2 separate regions of the Homo sapiens genome follow, and region 1 is linked to region 2. A link is a loop called in an ENCODE intact Hi-C map of the cell type or tissue named here. Cell type or tissue: lower leg skin. All regions are shown on one strand. Links, peaks and the distances in the headings refer to the core of each region. The heading gives the core; the rest is flanking DNA. Region 1 overlaps DCDC2C (doublecortin domain containing 2C). Region 2 overlaps LOC105373397.

Region 1 (11,071 bases), core at 3,191-7,190, 360 kb after region 2:
ACAATGGAGTAAGGCATATCATTTTTGTAATCTCAGTGATCATCATTCATCCATTCAACAAACACCTAATACGAAAATGTGTTTCTTAGAGAAAGAAAATCTAAAATAAATAAGGCGATCATTCAACTCAAGAAGCTACAAAAAATAATAAGAGTCAATTCAGAAGAAAAGCCTTGGCAACAAAAGCCAGAGAAGGACAACATGAGAAAGAAGTCAGACAGGCTAAGCTCACTCATGAGCAGACATGCAGAAATCTCCAATAAAACCTGGCAAAACATATTCAGAAAAACATTTTTTAAAACATCAGGCTTAATCAGTGAATGAAGTTGGATAAGGACCGTGGCCGTGAACTCGGCATGAAGACTCGGGTCAGCAGTGTCATTATTTCCAACAACACCACGCTGCATTAGTGCAAGTGCAGAGGAAGTGCAGGCTGGGCTCACCCAGGGCTGAACACTTGCCAGGTGCACACAGTGGCTCGCAGGTGAGAAAGTCAAAGCTATTTGCAGGGAGTGATTAAAATGGCAATCATGAAATCTGAGCTGCAACAGCAGAAAAGCAAAGCCCAGGGCTATCTGTTAGTTACTGGGAAAGAAAAGACCAGGACAATGCCGACCCTCAAAGCCAGTGTGTCACAGTAGGGAGGGGACTTGAGCCAGTGAGCCAGGCAGACAGGCACTGGAAAGAGTACGTGTTCAATAGCTTTGTCAAATAAATATTAATGTCAATAGAACCACTAAAAGGCAGTATTTGTAGGATGATCAGGGATATAGGAGGATCACGTAAACAGTTACAAGGACTGGTAAGCCCCTCTAGGACCCAGCTTCTGCAAATCTTCCTGGTCCTGTATCCTGATACCTCCTTGTCATTATTCCTCATGCTTTATGCTGCAACTTCAAACTGTGTGATCAGCACACACACACACACACACATATGCATCCATACACATAGGTACACAGGCATCCACACACACATGCATCCATACACACACGTGCATCTACACACACAAATGTTTCCATATGAATACCCATGTATGCATCCACAAAAACATATGCCTCTATACACGTGTATCCATCCATACACACATATGCATGTGAATACATACATACACATGTATTCATATGCACACATGCACACATATGCATCCATATGCATATGCATCCATACATACACATATGTACTCATGCACACATGCACACATATGTATCCATATACACACCTCCAAACATACATATGTATTTATACACCAACACATATGCATCCATACACACATCCATACAACATATGCAGGCAACATATCCATACAACATATATGCATCCATACACACATCCACACACATATGCATCCATATGTACACACACATATGTAGTCATAGGCACACACATATGCATCCATACACACATGCATACACACATATACATCCATATGTACACACACATAGTCATATGCACACACATACATCCCTACACATTCATACATACGCACATGCATGTGCATTCATACACACGTGTACTCCTGTGTACACATGCACACATGTCTCCATACACACACATGCATTCATACATACACATGCATGCCTCCATACACACATGTATTTAAATACATACATATGTGCATTCATACATACACATGCACCCATACACACATGCATACACACATATGCATCTATACATGCATGTGCACGTATGCAAACATGTATTCATATGCACACACATGCATCCACATACACATGCATCCATGTACACACGTGTACCCATCATATGCACATCATATACACATCATGCACACATCATATGCACCCATGCACACATATGCATCCATACACACACATGCATCCATACATACACATGCATCCATACATACACACACATGCCTCCACACACATGTATTTATACACACACATGCACCAGTACATACACACACATATGTATTCACACACACGCACATGTGCATGCAGTGAGCTGCTTCTCCCACTGCTGCCTTACTGTCACATCTGCCTGGAATGTCCTCCTCCCACCCCCCGCCAGAGCCCACTGCCACTCATGCCAAGCTTGAGTCAGTTACTCTCCTCCCTGTCCCGTAAAAGTCCAAATATATTTTTGTCTTCACACCTACTGGGTTGCATTATAAATACCTATGTGTGTCTCTTAGCTCTGGACTCTGTGTTCCAAACATAAACTTCCTCTCCTACTCACACCATTCTCAGAAGTGCATCTGATTTTTCCTTATAAGCCTGGCACTGATGCTGGCCCAGGCCCTGGCACTGATGCTCTGTTTACAGCTCGGGCCGTCACCCTGCGCTGTGCCCTTGTTAATGCCAGAAGACGCCAGAATCAGAAACAAGTTACTTACTTGTTTTAAAAAGTTACTTACTTTTTTCTTTCTCTGTGAGTTTTTTTCAACATTCGCATACCTTCTGCAAGACAAAAGATGTTCAACTTGAAATGTAAAGCCCGGCCCTAAGTTATCTCTATAAAATGCAGACTGCAGCCTTGTCTTTAGGAGGGAAGTGACCACGAGGAGGAGCAAGCTGTCCACAGAGGACACGGCTCATGGCAACAATGATTTCCCAGCTTTGGGAGCAGAAAACGCCCCAGGAATCTGTTCAATTTCCTTCCTGCAGATCAGATAGCCCATCCTCCTTCTACCACAGTAAACAGCCCCTGTCTACCTGCTGCCTTTGCAAGTGCAGGCATCCCATTTCTAATTCCTCTTTAGTGAGGCTTTCTCCAATAGCTGCCTCTCAAATTTGGAAATGCTTCTATCCCAGGATTCTCTGCAAATTCAGAGCACCTCCTTGGTCTATTCTGTGTAAGCTGCATGAACTTCAGTCTCTGAGTGATTGCATGTGGCCTCCTGTTGACCCTAAACTCAACAACTTCGGCAAGGGGAAAAGATATTTAAGCCAGTCAGACCTGGTCAGGGCTTCCCAATGAACAGATAATGGCAAAAAGCAAAACACACTGAGAGGTGGGAAACACGTAGGGGGCAGATAGAAAGAACGACTCAACTCCACAGCCCCACAGTGTTCCTCCTCACTGTGCTATTAGGACTATTAGCACGAATTAAGTCAATAAAATCAAGAAATATCCATGTGTGCCAGGCATACAGGTGGGACTCTAACCTAACCATCTGCCTGGATATCAAACTGCTGTGGGGTCGTCCTTGGCAGACAGGACAAAGGGAGCCTTTCTCTGCCTTGAGGTACAAACCCTAGCAGCACGTGAACCAGAATAGGAGGAGGCCATCCCGGACGCTGCGCCCTCAGTGGAGGTTCAAGCACTCGTGCTGATGTGCTGCCTTACTGTCACATCTGGTACCACAAAACCTAAAGGATAGAGGAAGGCTGGCCACCTGCATGGTGTTCAAACCATCTGTCCTGCTCCACCATAAGATGAAAAATGGCAGCTCTTTTTCTTTGCTCGAGATAATGATCATTGAAAACTTGACAAAGAACTAGCTCCAGGAAAGTTCCTAGTAAGCCCTCAAGTCATGTCCTACACGAAATGCATTTCAAACACACCCGTCAGGGCTAAACAATTGAGGATGAAGAATCCCACAGATGGGCTTCGGAACCACCCATCTCAGCACCCTTCACCTCCCTCCTGGTCACTGCTTCATGTCCATAAACACACACACAGTGTGGCACCCGCATAGCCATGCCCAGATTACTACAAAAATCATGGCTTTTTTCACCAGGAGAGACTGACACCCAGCACAAATTCTGTATTTTAGATATGGGGAAGCATGCCAAATTAAGAAAACAAAGCATCATGCTGGGTGCATCACAGGCAGGCATAACTGTGCCTAGAATCAGCTCTGAAGCTGTTGCACATTTCAACTCCTGATCTCTAAGACTCCTGGTATCCCAGAGAAAAGCAGTGGACTCTGTGTAGATCTTGCTGTCCTTGTGAATACATCATACAAGAGCAGTTCCCCCACGCCTCATTTTTAAAATCTAAAATTGTATCATACATTAAATAAGAATATTACATTTCACTACTGAAAAATAACCAATAGCTGAACTGGACCTATTTGGGAGAGATACTGGGGAAAAGGCTAATTTTTTTCCAAAACTCAGGAAAGAAAGGTACGAAGCATGCTCACTGTTGGACCTCACTGGGCACCCTTGGAGACTTCCAGTAAGGAAAATATTTGAAGGTCTCCAGTCCCACAGCAACATAAAAGTGATTGTCTTGCAAATCCTTTGAGTCGCCCAAAAGATGCCCATTCATTGTAAATAATCTGTAAAAACAGAAAGAAGAAATGAGATAGAGACTTGAGGACCAGTAGCATAGGGCTTGGGGTATTTGTGCATACACTATGACATGACTAGTGCATGGACCGCTGGAGAAACAGTGCTCATCGTAAGCACGTGTTATCCAAACGGGCCAATTAAACCCGACGGGAACTGCTCTTCCAGGATTAGACTTGCTTTCCACTTTTAGATTTTTTAATTAAAGTGTATTTTTAATTATATACAAGTGCTCATAGGCTCTTGAGAACCATGTTACACTCTTGGTTAGTGTTCAATTAATTTTAACTAATAACAGCTAAAATTAATACAAATTGGCCCACATTGTTATAACAATACTTGGAAAACAAACCAGGATTTATTAGCAAATAATATGCATTTTTATAAGCACCAAAAGACTAATATTAGTCTACTTTTTACTCAGTAATCCTTTTCAGCAGGTACTCCTTCACTAGTTTATTTAAGAAATGATACAATTAACTCAATGCTGAGCCTCTATATGCATAAGACAATGAGGTAGGCAATGCATTAGATAAAAATAAGCAAAAGAAAGTCTCTGCCTCCCCAAAGTCAGGAAGCACACAAAAGCCTACAAAGCTAAATATGACAAGAGAAGTGCAAAGGGCTGGGGTCCCAAGAGGAGAAAGGCTGAACCCAGCTGCAGGCTTCACAGAGCTGGAGGAACTTGCAACAGGGTCGGCAGGGTAGGTGGGATTTCATCATGTACGGTGCTGTAAAAAGGCCAGAAGCCAGGGCGAGGAGGGGAACTGACAGTCACTGAGGGTGAGGTGCAGGCACAGCTGTGACTGTGCAGGACAGGGGCAGTTTCCAAAGGGCCTTGAATTCCGGGGAGGAGCATTTATCATTAATTTCATCAGAATGAAGATTTCCAAGGAAGAGAGGATAAGGGCTATGTTTTAGCACTAGTGAGCGGGCAGCTGTGGCCAGGATGTGACTGAGGAAGAATTGCCCCTGTGGGAGGAGGCTCAGAGCTTCTGCAAGAGCCTGAGAGGAAGGAATGAATTAGGGCAGGAAGTGCAGGAGCAGAAGAAGAGAAGAAATGCAGGGGGCATGGAAAGGAGGAATCTATAGAACCTATCCCTCCGCAGAGCTGGGCGTCAGAGCTGCCCAGAGGGTCAGCTTCAGAGTTCTGGGCCCCACTGCAGAGCTCCCAGCTCAGGAGGCCTGGATAAGGCCTGTGTGTGGCATTTCTAACAAGCTCCTGGCTGACAAGCTGCTGCTTCTCCTGGGTCCCATCCCGAGAGCTGCTGCCTGAGACCGACCCTGGAGGCGTCAAGACAGGAACCTGGGAGAGGCATGGCGGAGCTGCACCTGGGGAGCTGGTGGGCCCACCTGGAGCAGAGGCTTCCATGGGAAACCCAATGCTTGGAATTCTGTTCTCCTCCCGCTGGGGCCTGGGGACAGTCAGTCCCCTTTGGTGGACTTGGACAGCCAGTGCCAGAATCCCCAGGAGTAAATCAGGAACATGCAGAAGCCTCACTAGGGAAGTGGGGGACTGACGATGGTCCTAAGGAGAGGGCACCCCCAAAGCAACTGCTCCCGGGGGCCAAACAGCAAGGCTTTGAAGGGTGGGAACAGACAGACCAAGAATTCACATACAAATATGAAAAATGCCATCAAAGAGATGGCAGATATTGCCGGTATGAAACAAGAATATGAAACCATAAAACAGAAGCAAGTAGAAATACTGATGTGAAACACAAGTCGTGGAAAGAAAGATCACAATAGGGGTGAGTCGTAGAATGGACATGGAGCAGGTGCAAGCTGCTGTTTGGAGGTAAAACTGAGGAATGCCCTTAGAGGAAAGCAGGGAGGAAGAAAGAAACAGGATCTGCAGAAGAAGAGCTGAGAGATGAGGGTGAGCAGATGTGCCGACACCGGTGAAAAGAATTTCAAAAGGAAGTTACAGTAAGAGTGGAAGGAGGAAATATGTACAGAAATCATGAAAATTAATTTCCTGGAATTGAGGAAAGAGGACAAGCCACAGGTAAAAGAGTCCATGGATGCCAAAGAACAGAAACTGCAGGAAAACTCGCCGGCAGACATCTGAGTGCGACACCCAAGGTCACAGACAGCATCCTAAAGGCACTGGGGAGAAAGACCTGGCCATACCGCCCGGCAGGACAGGACCAACCGGGGCCTTTCAGCAGCAACACAGACAGGAAAGACGGTGATATTTTCAAAATCTAGAAGGAAAGAACATTAAAGCCAGCCAGACCCTCACGTAAACAGAAAGGACAAGATTAGAATGTCCTCAGGCTTACAAGGCCTCAGGAGATTCGCCACACAGACACCCACGCCAAGAAAATTTTTAGAGGACGTGGTTAAATAAAAGGAACAGCGAATCCAGGAGTTGCTATGAGAATGACGTGAAGTAAAGGTGACCAAATACAAGGACCAATTTGTGTTGTCTTTTTTAAAAAAGCTAAGATCAAAGAAAACATATTCATCATAACCCAAAATTCAATTCTTGATCATAGCCATGCGATAGGGGCTGTTGAGGGGAGACCAAGGGACAGAAAATCGTGCTTATGTTCTTGGCTGGGGAGGGGGAAGACATGGAAATCAATCAGCTCAGAATCTCCAAGGCTTGCTGACTGGCAGATGAGGGAGAAGGTGTGTGCAGTGTCCAGCGTGGATCCGGGGATTCTGGGTGCCGAGCAGAATGATGGAGCCGGGAACAGGCAGAGGAAGGCAAGGAGTGGGGCTGATGGCTTGGGGTGGAGGGGGGTAGAGGGGAAAATGAGCTGTCAGCAGCTGGGTAACTGTAAAAAATGCACCCGAAAAAACTCAACTGGAATGTCTCTGCATAAACCAAAGGCATTTCGGGTTTTCCTTCCAGCAGCAGGGGTCTTGCAGGAATGAAACTGGCTGTTTTTGTGTTCATTTGTTTGCTTCTAGGAAGTTGTGTGCTTTTCATTCAGGGATGGAACTATAGATACCAAAGAACAGGACTGTGGATAGCTCAGCGCAGGACTTGGGAGATGCCCGCTGAGTGGAGACAGAGCCATGGCCACCAAACTGTGGTTTAAACCCTATGGGGCCAACAGGACACCTTGGCCGCCCACACGCTGGAGGAACAAACGGTTCAGGCACATTCCCCTCGGACTCTTCCCTAAACTCATCTCGGCCTCATTTTCTTCTAAGAGAGGTACAAAGTCTACTCACAGGGTGAAGGGAAGTAGAAATTCCTCAGTGGGATAAGACAGGAAGGAAGTTCCAGACAGAACGTGATGCATGCATCCACGTGAAGATGTGAGCCTGTATGTGATGTTCAGATTACACTCACACAGACATAGAAATGTGAGCCGGGACATCACATACGGAGAACGGCGGCTTTTACTGAAGTGTGAGTCTCATGGAAATGAATAGCCAGAATATGGATATCAAATGAGATCATGCACATAAATCAAAGTGCTTTGCATCATAACATGCTAAACACTAGGTATTTCTATTATTACCTATATCAGAAAATGTGAGCACTAAATGCAACGGCCATTTGCAAAATTGTTTTTTAAATTGGAAAACATTACCAAAATGTCAATTATTAAATGATTTTTAATGAACCTTAAAGATTGGGGATATAGTAGAAAATGTAAATATCTCTAAATTAAACTAAATCCTTTACCAATAAAACAGCCAATTTGGCTGTTTTCCCAAAATAAAGGTACAGTCTATCTTACAAGAATTTTAAAATATTTATGTTTAATGAGCTTCCTTTTCAAGACCATGTGGTGATTAAAAGATAGATGTGATTTTCAGCTAAGGCTTCAAAATCTCTGGATGCAGGGTCTCACTGGGTACCCTGAACCCTGGACTCCAAGCTCATGGGTCTCAGCTGTTAGTTCAGCCAGTTTCCCCCCATTAAGGGACTAAAAAGCAGAGATTTATCAGACAGGGTCCCAAACTTTAAGGAGCTTAAAATATACTAGAGGAGAGATGACAAGTCCACAAATAACCATAGTCCAAGGTTGATGGGCTATTTATCAGGAAGCTGAGCCCAGAACTCAGTCTTCAGGTGCCTCCTCCAACACCAACTCCATCCCACCCAGCACCTCAACCGTCAATACCATCCACAACACTCAGATTGTGTGTCTGTTTCTCCAGCCTGATCTCTTCCTTGACTTCACACTCACATATCCAGCCTGGCGCATCCCACTCTGATGTCCAACATGCCTCACCAACTGGACGCGTCCAAAAATTAATTCTTAACTCCCCCAAAACCTGTTCCTCCTCCCACTTCCCCCTTGTCAGGAATGGTACCGACAGTCACCCAGCTGCTCTGATCAGAAGGCTGGGAGTCTTCCTCTCTTTCTCCCTCCTCTCCCCTCCCGCATCACCTCCCCCACCACACACTCCCCACCCCCACCCCCATCTCTCGCTCACTCATTCCTACATGAGGTTGATCAGCAAGTCCCACTGCATACAGTAATGCAGCCAAAACCTGCCTGCCTTTGCCCCAGCCACTGTGGTCTCCCCCAGATCACCTGTAGGAGCCTCCAAACAAGTCTCCTATCCCACCCCGGAGTCAGGTGGTGACACTCCATGCTCAGAATCCGCCAATGGATTCCCACCACACTCACTACCCAAACCTCTCAGCGAGGTCTGCAAGCAGCCTTCACTCCCGGGCTCAGCAGCTCCTGCCCTCCCTCACCAGGCACTTCCCTGCCACCGGTGGCTTCCCACCACAAAGGCTGTGTGCCTGAGGGTCCCTCTGATGGGGACGATCTCCACCCAGATCATGATGTGTTTTACTTCTCTGTGCCATTCAGATGTGTTCTCAAATGTCGCCTTCTCAGAGAAGCCCGCCCTGACCAGCCCAGTGACTCACCGCAAGCCCTGCCCTGCTTCATTCCTCTGTGCCACCCCTGGCATGGCATTTATCAGGGGTCTGCTCCTGAGCATGCATCTGTTGTCTCTCCACTAGACAGTGTCTGCCCTGTGAGGACCATACTCACCCCATCCCCTCAGGGCTTAGATGGAAACCCCTCAAGCTCTCAATAAATATTTGTTGAATTGATCAACAAATAAAGAAAGGTTCTGTATGTTATGAAGCCAAAGATATCACTTCTACTGCGAGATGGGCGAGGTCAGGCCACACCCAACGTGTCCAGTGTGTGCCCTGCACCTTGCACCTATGCTGCGATTGGGCTACTCCCTGGGCCAGGCAAGACACACAGGACACGCTGTGCTGAGCCAGAAGTGACGTCCACTGGGGCAAGCAGCTGCCACTAACGGTGGTGGCCAGGCTGCTCCATGACAATGGCCCACTTCGCCTCCCTCAGACCTTTCACTGCCTTTGGGGTGGGGGCTTCTCTCTTTCCTAATCAGGATAGTCAAGATGGGCAAACTCAAGTTCATGGTTCACCATGGTCTCTCCAGAATGAGTGTCGCCTACATCACGGATGCTGATGTTCCGAACACCCGCTAGTGGATAAGGGACATTTGTGCCCACGATGCAGGGCAGCATGACTGACACTGAGCCCTGCACAGAAACCGAGGCGGGAAGCTCCTGCCTCAGAGGGGCCGGGGCCAGTTCACAGGTGTGGGCCACGGGAACACACATGTGTGTGCTGTGTGCTGCGTGCATGTGTGTCCCGCCCTGGCATTCATCATTAGCTCTTAGAACATCGTAAAACTCTGCATGTAGCCACCAGGGCCATCTGTAACCGCTGCAGCCCTGGGTATCCACACCTATCTCCCAGCATTTTCCAGAAAGTTTCACTACAGCCAGGCCCTGCTTCCCTCAGGGCCCTCTCACACCTCCTCGCTCCCAGGGCCAGGCCATTGTCCACACAGTCCCCCCACCCCAGAACACCTCCCTTACTTCCACTACCCATTTCTTTAGAACCCAGGACAGATCCGCCACCTCTATGAAGCCTTCTTCTTCAACTCCTCTCAACGCCTTCTGCTCTGAGAACTCCCCCAGGGCTCAAGGTCCTCCTCTGTCTCACTGGCTCAGCCCCAGCACTGCCTCTGATTGCAGTGTATCTGTTTCCCTTAGGGGATCCATCTCCCAGCAAGGCTGTGCAATCCTCAGTGTCAAGGAACATGTTCTTCCAGATGTTTTGTTTGATTGTTTATCACCTCCCGGCTCCTAGAATAGTGTACGGTGCAGAGTATATACTCAACGGACAGTGGGAAATTGAAAACGGAGAGTGGAGATCATTCCACTTTAGCCTCAGAGAAATTCACAAGCATAGCTCATCACCTTTTCCTTCCAGCAGGCGGCATGGAAAAAATGTTCAGAATTGTCAACCTCAGGCAACTTGCCCTCTTTCATCCTCCATGTCCCCCGCTCCATACTAAACGTCATTCCTTTCTTAGAGTGGGTCGTGCTCGTCCCCATCCACTCCCACTTTCCCTGGCCAGGGCCTGGCCTAGGTGAGGCACAAGAGGCCCACAGGGTGCTGATGTGAGAAGGTGCCCTCCTGCCCCAGCTCCTCCGCGTCCTTCAGTTCTTACAGCACGCATCTCTTCTGGAAGGTCTCTTAGTCTGGGCTCCCCCGGCCGTGTGCTCCCTCTCAAGAACATGCTGCCCTCACCGTAGCTGCTCACATGACGTGTTTCCTCTCTGCTGGGCTGCAGTGGGGCTGAGGACCGAGACTGCTCTGCTCATGGCTGCCTCCCTGGCACTCAGCCAACAGCCTCTACGAGCGCCTTTTTCCAACCGAGATCAGCAATTGTCTTGCACAGAGACCTACAGAATTTCACTTAAGTATTTCTCTGAGCTATTTGGATACATTATTCCAAAAGTTCAAACTATCCAATAAATCAAGTAATTTTAATACCAC
Region 2 (11,071 bases), core at 4,019-8,018:
GGCGGAGCTCCCTGCCTGCAATGAGCTTGCGATTGTGCAGCGCTGTCTTGGAATCTTTTCCACCTGTCCCAGCCCACGTGAGGTCCTCTGCTTCAGTTATCCTGTTATTCCTGATAGTTGTGGCAGAGCTAGTGCTTTAATTGCTCTTTAATGGTATGCTTTGTAGTTTGTATCTATTCCCTAAACTCGGTTGGGAAACTCCTTAATGGATCATATACCATTTAGGAAAGAATTTACCTAGGTTTCGGGGAATTAGATATATTCCCCGTCAGTGAAATGCCCAAATTTGGCAAGCTTACCTCTTTAAAAACCAAGGCCTTAAGAAAAATTAATTATGTGGGATGGAAATCTTTCTAAAACATTTTACACATGGAATGGGCTTAGGAAAGAGAACATTTGAAATATGTATTATCCTGTTTCTCCTGACTCAGGTCTTCATGAGCCTCAGCTGTCACATTCACGCATATGGTGATTTTCTTCCACACTGATGAGAGGGGAGGCGCGGTGAAAGCAGACAGCTCGTGGCCTCAGAACGTGTGATTTCTTTGCTCTCGTGATTCAGGAGAATCGGCACCTCCCTCTCCACCTGGGTATCAATGGGTCCTCAGCTGCTGGTCACCAAGGCCACCAGACATCCTCTGCCCACTTCCTCCTCACTCCCAATCTGCTTCCAGTTGTTGTAGCCTAGGAAAGCAAGGGGTCAAGCTCATTGGAAATTTTAAAGATTTTAAGTGAGAACAAATGGGCCAAAAGCAGCTTTCCAGGAGTTAAGCGCATACAGTTTAGCACATGGATTTGGCACTGATTTTGCATGCTCACTGGCCCCTTTTTGCTTTTATTTAGAAAACATTGCAATTGTGCATCTCTGCAATGTTTACAAGCAGTGACAATCTTATTGTTGTGACCCCTGAGAAATAAATAATAACCTTTTATGGAAGATAAAACAGTGGGACAGAGTACCCAAGCATTACACCCAAAGCTTAGCTCTGGAGTGTGATTTGAACCCCGGTCCCTAGGCTACAAGGCCTATATACCTTCTGGGTTATGGTGGTGCTCTGCAGTCTCCGAACACCCACTATAGACCAGGTCCTGGAATAAAGAAATAAAGAAGACACATAAAAATTCCTGCCTTTATGAAGTTCACATTCTAGTGAGGGGAGAAACAAAGATAAATTCATAAGGTATTTGTTACTTTAGCAAATGATGAGGGCAATGAAGAAACAGGATGCTAAGAGCCATAGAAACTGTGACAGATATATCTGAGCAGAGACCTGAATGAAGCAAGGTAGCACACCCGCAGGTATCTGCAGGAAGAAAGTCATGGCAGGAGGGAGAGGGCAGGGCAAAGGCTGGAGGGAGTTCAGGAAAGGATGGAGGCCACTGGCATCCCCTGGACCTGAAGCAGGTCAGCCAAGATGGAAGGAAGGACCCTTGCAGGGTCTCGTAGGTGACTCTCATAAGGTCAGCTTGGACTTGGAGTGAGATGGAAAGCTATCAGAGTTATGAGCAGAAAAGTGATGTGAAAATTTGTTTTGAAAGGATCCCTTCTGGGCGCGGTGCCTCACGCCTGTAATCCCAGCACCTTGGGAAGATAAGGCGGGCATATCACTTGAGGTCAGGAGTTTGTGACAAGCCTGGCCAACGTGGTGAAACCTATCTCTACTAAAAAAAAAAAAAAAAAATTAGCCAGTCATGGTGCTGCATGCCTGTAATCCCAGCTACCTGGAAGGCCGAGGCAGGAGAATCATTTGAAACTGGGAGGCTAAGGTTGCAGTGAGCTGAGATCACACCACTCTACTCCATCCTGGGAGACAAAGTGAAACTCTATCTCAAAAAAATAAATAAATAAATAAATAAATAAAAAGATCCCCCTGCCTGCCAAGTTGAAAATAAAGTGTAAGGAAAGAAAAAATGAGAAAATCCAAGGAAAACAACTTTGAGGCCACTACTGCCATCCAGGAAATTGGACCTCAGTGGTGGCAATTAAGGTGGGGAGTAGGCTGTCTGAGTCTGTGTCTGTGTGGAAGATAGACCCACTAGGGTTTGCTGCCACGTTGAATATGGGGTAAAAGAAAAAGAGGTGGAAAAAAAAGATGACTACAGGATTTTTGTCATGAGCAGCTGGAAGAATTAAGCTATTTACTGAGATGCAGGTGGAGCTGATTTGAGATGCTCTCAGGTAGCCAAGCAGAGAGATCAGCAAGCAGTTTCTGTGTGATTTGGGATCTCAGAGAAGATATCTGGGCTGGGGAAATACACTTGGGAGTTGTCAGGGGGCAATGGTATAGAAAGCTGTGATACTGAGGTACAAAAGGCAGAGATTCCCTAGGGTAGAGTCCTGGGTCACTCAACATTCAGAGTCCAAGGAAATGAGAAGCAGCTGAGAAGTCTGAGAAGGAACAGGGAGTGAGGCTGAGACAGAAGTGAGGAAGCTGGAGCCAGGGTCACCTGAAAAGACCAAAAAGTGGGCAACAGGAAGGTCACCAGGAACCAAGACTTACACAGCTCAGGCGTCCAAGAAGGAGTTCAGGGAGAGGATGCAGAACGCACATGTGCATAACTGCCCACAAGCACTGCTACAAAGACAAGGACAGACACATGGGAGTGGTAGGAGGGAAAATGGAGTCAGAGAAGGAATATGTCTGTGTGCTGAAGGGAAGGTCCTATAAAGAGGGAAGAATTGATGCTGAAGAGAAATACGGAAAAGAAAGAGAGAGAGAGAGAAGGAAAGGGAGAGAAAGGAAACGGAGGGAGGGAGGAAGGGAGGGAGGGAGGAAGGGAGGGGGGAGGAAGGGAGGGGGGAGGAAGGGAGGGGGGAGGAAGGGAGGGGGGAGGAAGGGAGGGGGGAGGAAGGAGGGAGAGAGAAAGGAAAGAAAGAGAAAGGAGAGAAAGGGAGAAAGAGAGAGGGAAAAAAAGAAGAAGAAAGGGAGGGAGGAAGGGAGAGGAAGGAATGAAGGAAGAAGAGAAGGGAAGGAGGGAAGGTGGGAAGGAGGGAGGGAGGGAGGCAAAGAAAAAAGATGGCTGAAGCAATGTCCTTCAAAGGGCAGGTAGAGCTTGGGTGCTTGCCCCACAAGGAGGGTGGTCTTCACTGCCAGCAGAGCCCACCCCCTGTCACGGAAGGAGGGCAGGGAATGGGGCATAGGCTCAATGCCAGCAGGCACGTTGTGCTAGGGTTAGGGTAAAAGACTGAGAAAGTTCTCTATTTTCCACTAGTTTCTCACTAAAATAGAAAGCATGGTCATCAGCTGAAAAGATAGTTTGAGAGAGAGAATGATATTTTAAAAATCACATAGAAGGAAAGCAAATGTACTAAGGAAATTCAGAATATCCAACCAAGCAGTGCAGTGGCCCCACCACAGGTCAGTGGCCACCGTGCCACTGACAGGCAGGGGGCAGCAGGTGGCTGGCTTTTCCAGAGGCACATTCCATTGTGTGGTGCAGGTATGAGCAGACATGGAAGTAGGTATTATTCCAAGTAGGCGAGAGAGGAGTGTGGAATAGAAAACAGCCAATTCTTGAGAAGAATGGAGGAAAGCAGATCAAAAAGGAAGCTGCCTGCGGGCAGGCGGAGGAGGCAGAGAAGCATTCAGAGAACAGCTGACGGAAGAGGAGACTTTGCAAATGGTTATGTGCAAAGAGTTATGGTTAATGCAATGGCATGCTTGATATCATTAATGTAACGTAATGTTATATATATATGTAATGAAATATATATATATAATGTAATGTAATATATATGTAATGAAATATATGACATAACATAAGACATAAGAAACAGTGTTCAAGGAACGTAAGTGAAAGCACTGCTGATGTTAGGTTACCAGAAGGATTGAGCTGGTAAAACATCAGCTGGCCTCACAGTAGACACCAATGCCATGAAGGCATTGAAGTTATTGGCAATGGCAGAGTCAGGGGTGTGACCTTGTGTACAAGCACTTGAGATGGGTTGCAGGACGAATAGGAGGCAAAGAAGTCAAGGAGGTAAAAGACCAGGAATTGCAAGAAGTTCTGGGAAAGATTTTGAAATCAGCAACAATTCAAACAAGCACTGTTGAAGAGAGTAACAGAGTACTGGAGCCTAAGGAATGAGGGTGGGGGTGGTAAGCCCAGCATCTATAGATGACAGTGAGCATGGGCTGGATGATGTGAGATTCATACCTAGGAGTTTTAGAAAGGAAGAACAGAGAATGGTCTGCAAGTACAGTGGGGAGCCAGGATGACATGAACCCCATTAACATCCAGGCCAATGGCGAAAGAGCATGGGGAGAAAACAGCCAATACTTAGGGAGGCTGCAGGGAAGCAGAGCCCTTCAGGACAAGGCTACTGTACAGAAAGAAGCGGGAGAGTTGAAGGGGTAAGAGAGTTTGCAAATGACACATTCCAGGGGGCACCCAGTGTGAGTTTTAGGAATTGAGAAGAAGTCAGAGTTGAAGGTCGGAAAAGAACTAGCTACAAACGAAAATCCCTTGTTAAAGATTATTAAGAAGTTCAAGATGGCAACTTCAGCACATTAAAACAGACCTTGGTCTGAGTGCAGGGCTCTGAGTTAAAACTGCACATTACACATGCCCTTGAAGGATGCCCATGGAACCAGCCTGCGTCCTGCGTCAGAAAGGGGGATTACAGTTAACGGGGAAAGAGATGCCCTGGAAAGCTACAACAGCTTTCTGAGGTGGCTTATAACACAGGACAAGGGACAGGAGAAGTGATCCTGATGGTTCTCAAATAGATAATGGTGGCATTTGACAGGGGAGAGGGGGAGGCAGGGGTCGTGCCGGGAACAAGCAGAAGCCTGGGACGTGTGTTCTGCTCTCCCTGATGCAGCCTTGAGAGCCGGAAGAGGGTCCCCGATGGAGCCTTGAGAACCGGAAGAGGGTCCCCGGTGGAGCCTTGAGAGCTGGAAGAGGGTCCCCGATGCAGCCTTGAGAGCGGGAAGAGGGTCCCCGATGGAGCCTTGAGAGCCGGAAGAGGGTCCCCGATGCAGCCTTGAGAGCAGGAATAGGGTCCCCGATGGAGCTTTTAGAGCGGGAAGAGGGTCCCCGATGCAGCCTTGAGAGCGGGAAGAGCTTCCCCGATGGAGCCTTGAGAGCCGGAAGAGGGTCCCCGATGGAGCCTTGAGAGCCGGAAGAGGGTCCCCGATGGAGCCTTGAGAGCGGGAAGAGGGTCCCCGATGGAGCCTTGAGAGCCGGAAGAGGGTCCCCGATGGAGCCTTGAGAGCCGGAAGAGGGTCCCCGATGGAGCCTTGAGAGCCGGAAGAGGGTCCCCGATGCAGCCTTGAGAGCCGGAAGAGGGTCCCCGATGCAGCCTTGAGAGCCGGAAGAGGGTCCCCGATGCAGCCTTGAGAGCCGGAAGAGGGTCCCCGATGGAGCCTTGAGAGCTGGAAGAGGGTGGCTTCACTCTGGACCCAAACACTGCCCTGATGAAGCAAGGGTTTCCCTGCCTTTTCAATTGTGTTCCCACAGAGGAAGCTGCAAGGACTGCAGGCGACCTGGAAGGGACAACATTCTTCTTCCCTGGTCCCCAGGGCCCACAGGACATCCTTGGGTCCTTGGAAGAGTTTGAATAATAAATACTCTTAATACAGTGGAGGTTTTCAAACATTTCCCTTCCTTGTATTGTTAGATCATGGGAGGTAGTGGCACAAATCATCAGAGAGGTCATCTAAGTATCAGAGTAGGGGGCTCTGCAGTTACAGGTATCATCTTCTAAATCTCAGAGCTGCTCAGGATGAAAATCTCAGTAATAAACCCATTCTCTTGGTTTCCCACATAAACACTGAGAGCACTGGGTATTGGCTTTGGAATCAGACAGATCTGGATTTGATTCTAGGCTCTGCCAGGTACTACCTGGGTTCCTTACATTACCAGGTGACTGACTCAGTTCACTTCATGGTTGAATCAAATAGATTAAATGAAAATGGGAGAATGTATATAAAGTTCCTTACTTCTTGAAGATGTGTAAAATGGTAACTATTAGTACCTCTGCAGTTATTGGGGACAGAGATGATGAATGTCTTACAGTAGGAAATCTTCTCCCCTCTTGCAAGGAATAGGAGGGGCCCTATGCCCCTCCCGGGCATTCCCCAGTTGTGTGCCCTGGGGAGTGACTGGGAATGATATTAGGAGCCTAACCCCGAGCCCCGGGCTGCCTCTTTTCTTACTGACTTCCCTTGCTGCAGCATGATTTGTATTTATTACATATTAATGTCACTCACCCATTTAGAGCCACTAATGAAAACAATTTATGTAAGTAATGAAAACAATTATATAACAAATGGCTAATTATGTGACACTTGGAGAAGAATTAAACATTCAGAACATGAAATTCAATAATGTGTACATTTGATATCCAATTTACCACAAAATGTGGAAACCAGGGACAGATTTTAAATCAAGTTGATTTTGTTGGCTACTGTCAGAATGAGCTGAGAGCTCTTTCCTTTTCCGCAATCCAGTCCCACATCTCCCCAGGGGCTGGCAACCTTGGAGGCCGGAAAGAGCATGGGCCCAGCGTGACACGGAGCTGGGTTCTAACTCCGACTCTACCACTTTCCCACTTTGCACCCTTGGGGAAGGCACTTAAGTTTTCTGAGTCCCAGTGGGCTCATACATCTGCTTTATAAGGTGATTGTGAGGATTGGTACTTAACCATGTCAGTAAAGTACCGAGCGCCTGGTCCATAGCGGGAAGGTGATAAATGTGAGTGCTGTTCTCTCCAGGGTGTGGGCTTCAGAGCGGACAACATTTAATTTTCTGCACAGCACACTCATCCCCTACACACACATGCACGCGCGCACACACACACACACACACAGAGAGAGAGAGAGATAAAGGAAAGGCAGCAACCATGTCAAGTCCCATGAAGAAGATACCTCAAAGTCAGCCCTGAAAGGCAAAGGCGGCACACGAGAGGATGGTGTCCAGAGGATTCCCTGAGGAAGTGAAGTTGTTTAGCAGACAGGCTGGGGGCTCTGCCTTCTTCCCCAGGTGTTCCTGGGTGTCAGCTGGAGACAGTTCCGATGGTGCCATGAGTCCCTGCTTTTCTCTTACTGGACTCTGAGTGACAGGTGAGAAGCAGCAGGGTGTGCGGCGCTGCATCCCAAAGCAGCCCTCAACTAAGGAGAGGACAGTCATCCGATGAAGCCCCCAGCCCTTGCCCTCAGGGCCTGGCTCTAAGCATCTCCCATGTATGCTTTCAGAGGACCACGAGGCAACCCAGGCCCCGTCTCCTACATCAATCACCTGCTCCATAAAGTGCCTCTTGTTGACTTTGCTCCCTGCCTTACTTCCCCAGCCCCTAGAATGCTTCCTGGAATGCTTTCCAAAATCAACTAATAGAGCCCTAACCCTGGACTAAGGTCAGCCTTGGGTCGGGAGATGTCCCAAAGAAGCCATGGTCAAGCCTGCATTACGTACACAACCTACTGAGAAATCTCCACAGAGATCTAAATAATCCCATCATCCAAAACTAATCCTAGAGGAGCTCAAATCCTGTATCCTGTCTAAAAGGATGGCTCCTGTAAAAAGAAATGCATTCACGAAGGGTCCATCCCAGAGGCCTTCCTGAGAATGGGCACTTCAGATGTGTCTCCCAAAGCACCCACTGGCCAAACAATGGGACCTGTTAAAAAGGGACAAAATACAGACAAATGCTGCTGAGGAGGAGGAAGATGAAGAAGTTCAAAGCACTGTCCTGGCTCTTGCCTAAAATGTTCTGGGCTGAGCAGTATCGATGGGTGTGCAGGGCCATCCATGGTGGCAGGTGTCTGGCAATGGAGAAGTCACAGGACCCCACCCCTCAACACACACACAGGACAACAGTGGGCTCAGCCACATCAAGGTTCTAACACTTTCACCAACCCTCGACTGATCTCATTTGCCATTTTCTGTACCTAATAGTGCCACCAGGAACCAGCCAGGTCATATTGCTGTTTGCATTATAGACTCAGCCAGACATCAGTGACAGGCCAGCCGAGTCCCTCCCTGTTGTGACTAAACCTCTCTGAACGGGATTAAAGGGCCCAAAGTCCTAATTGGAATAAATAGTACAGATAAACTTGGCACTTTATACTCCTCGAAACATGCCCCAGGGAGACAAACCCTGACACTGTTTCTGCCTGTGTGCTGAAGAGCTCACCCTGTCACTCCATCCCCTCAGGAACACAACCCATTCCCAATGATGACAATATAATCCCAATTATCCCTGTACCCTTTACAGATGAACATGGTGCTATATGTGTGTATACTGTACAATTAATAAGTATTTCAAAGCTAAATGGAAACTAAATCGTAGAGGATTAAATCAGACACTGGAGCCCCCTCCACAGCTGGCTCTACTGCCTTTGGAAGAGTTGGTGTGGGGCCCCGGCACCCCAGTCCTGCAGTGAGCCCGTCCGAAATAGGAATAAGCACCTGCTCTGGGTTTGTGTGAGCCACACTTTCATACGATTGGATGGTGGGGAGGAAGCCCAGCTCCACTGGGTGCACAGCTTCTGTAGTCAGTCAGGTCGCACCAAAACGGCAACTGTGACCACAGAAGGCAGCTTTCGCCTCTCACTAGTGTGCCAGGGCACTCCAGGCTGAAATGAAGTTCCTACTGCTCCATCCAATATGTTCATCACCAACATCTTCCCTAAGGTGGGTCACCACGCCCTGCAGGATGTGGCGCTGAGGACAGGACTGTGCCCCGCTGATGGAGCGGCCACAGTGTGAGGTTGGAGCCCTTCTTGGGAGAATTATCCCAGATGAGCCTGACTAGTGACAGGCCCTGGGGAGGAAGGGTGTTTGGTCTTATGGTTTCTTCTCTCCCTTATTTTTCTTTTGGAGGTGACACTCGGCCAGAAAACAGCACAGTTGCTAAGCTGGGTTCTGTTTCCAAATGAATGGCTAAGGCCTCCAACGCACTTCTACCTGGAGAAGTGTTTTGATTCACGAATAAAGCTCTTATAAAATTAGAAGAAAGGGGAACAGCTGTAAACCTACAGGGACGGCTTCTGTGGCCGCTGTGGTCTTCATGTGGTCGTGTCCCTTGTCCACACCCAGAAAGGGGCAGAGCTTCTCTGGCCACTTCAAAAAAGCACATTAACAGACCCCGCTCTGAGAATCAGGAGCAGGAACCTACACATTTTAAGGCCTTACATTCTCACTGTCAGGTTCCGGGTCTAATGGGTAAAACTGAAACGCCCTCGCCTAGTGTCTGAGGACTCCCTCGTGTGGCATCAGCTCCTGTTCTCACCTCTTCTTCCTCCTTCTTCCTGACATTTGGTCCCCCAGATTCTCTATTTGCATTGAGCACCTCCACTTTTCCCCCTGTTACAGGTTGGGTTGTGTCCACCACATATCTTGAAGTCCTAATCCCCAGCACCTTATTTGAGAATATGACCTTATTTGGAAGTAGGGTGGGCCCTAATCGATGTCTGGTGTCTGATAAGAAGGAAGAGGACAGCATGAAAACACAAAAACACAGGAGATGGCCACGTGACCACAGAGGCCGAGATGGGAGAGAGGCGTCCACAAGCCAAGGAATGCAAGGATCAGAGCAACACCAGAAGCTGGCACACGGCGCGGCTCTGCCAACCCCTGGTCCCCTGTGCCTGTGAGGCCAGGCATCCTTGCTGTTTGAAGGCACCCAGCTGGTGGTATTTTGCTACTGCAGCCCCAGGACACAAATCCACTCTCCTTTTAGAGAATCCACCTCAACTCCCTACCACATTCCCACTCACATCAAAGTCAAGCTCCACGTGCTCTGTCTCCAAAGCTGTGTCTCTGTCTGCTCTGTCCCCACCTTCCTCAGCAGCACCCACTGTCTAGGCCCCTCTGGCCCAATCATGAGCCACATCCTCCTACACCTGCCCGTTCTCCAACATTTCTTACGCACAGACCCCATCTCTCTAGCCCCATTCCTCAAGGCAGGGACCACGAGTTTCATTCATCATTCTCCCTCATCTTGCCTGGAGCTTACGCATCCAGTAAATAACAAACACTTGTTTAACATCTTATTTCGAATCAAGAAGTGGAAGTAATTGACAAAGCTGCTTCTCTGGTGGAGAAGTTTGTCTGCTTGTGTCTTTGTTTCCCTCTCCATTCACCGAGACAAGGCAATAAAAAGGCCCCAGCCACTGATCATGCAGAGTACAGCACAAATATGCTGTCACTAAGCGTGGACCATTAAATACTACGTAACGTATGGTGAAAATTATAGCCTCCCCTTCCATTCCTGATCATGGAATAGTCTATTTATTTATAAAATAGTTGACATAATGAATAGTTATTTTGCCTTTTATTAAGGTGTGGTTAATATTTATCACTTAATTTTCCTGTCCTAAGCAAAGGAGAAAATAGACATTTGTGTGACTTCAAAAATTACAAGGGCAATTCACATTCAATAACAAACTGAAATAGTCGTTTACAACAAATGGTGCAAAATCCACGCAGCACCAGCCCTAAGTCCGATCTCAGTTATAAATAATTGTGGAAGACTTCTGCGGTGTGAATAACTGAAGTCAACAAAATATTCCAAATTGGCGGCATCATTATTCCTGGGGAACATGTTGCTCTGTCTCTCCTCAGACACAATTGTCACCAAATCATGTTTTATGATAATATTATAAAGCTACCTATGATCAAAAAACAACACAAAAAAAACGAGAGCCAAAATAGGAATAATTCATTTATAACAGTTAATAGAAGAACAGGATTGCATTTTAAATAATAAAATGTTTGTTTCCATATGAAAATAGTGACTATTTTGAGAAATGACTATAATTCTTTTTTCTTACACATATTTATAAAACCTTAATGTAACCCTAGCAACACAATACCATAATAGTGAAAGATTAGCTTGTTTTGTTTTGTTTAAACTTTCCAATGGTTGGCTTAAATCGTGAAGACTACACAATTTTGTAAGGCTTCAAATAATTAAGAATCTCCTGTATAATCTACAAAATACTAATATGAGGTTAACTAGAGCAGAGACATCTATACTCTTAGACTTCCTCTTAAGAAACGCCTGCTTCCAGTTATGATTTTACAACATGCAATGCAAGAATACTCTGCATTTATGTAACATTTT

What was found. Hi-C counts contacts between places; a loop is a spot of excess contacts. Peaks named below come from ENCODE experiments on the same cell type or tissue, not always from the same donor. Only the 100,000 strongest peaks of a DNase experiment are listed, where the experiment ranks them.
Region 1: a loop joins it to region 2, with 8 times the contacts of the local background. A loop is called at or near these places in 1 of 110 quality-filtered maps.

What each region holds. Positions count from the first base shown.
Region 1 is chr2:3,745,938-3,757,008 of GRCh38, reverse strand. It overlaps DCDC2C (doublecortin domain containing 2C), which reads right to left. Exons shown (of 11, transcript NM_001287444.2): 5 at 4,109-4,246; 6 at 2,375-2,417. Among named protein-coding and RNA genes, the nearest start is that of DCDC2C, 48 kb to the right of the region's middle. In lower leg skin, for the core only: no CTCF peak of the experiment used is centred there; a DNase peak (open chromatin) is centred at 5,538.
Region 2 is chr2:4,102,792-4,113,862 of GRCh38, reverse strand. LOC105373397 reads right to left here. Exons shown (of 7, transcript XM_047446544.1): 5 at 4,523-5,548; 6 at 1,035-1,089; 7 at 1-684. The coding sequence ends at 4,656. Among named protein-coding and RNA genes, the nearest start is that of LINC01304, 130 kb to the right of the region's middle. In lower leg skin, for the core only: no CTCF peak of the experiment used is centred there; no DNase peak of the experiment used is centred there.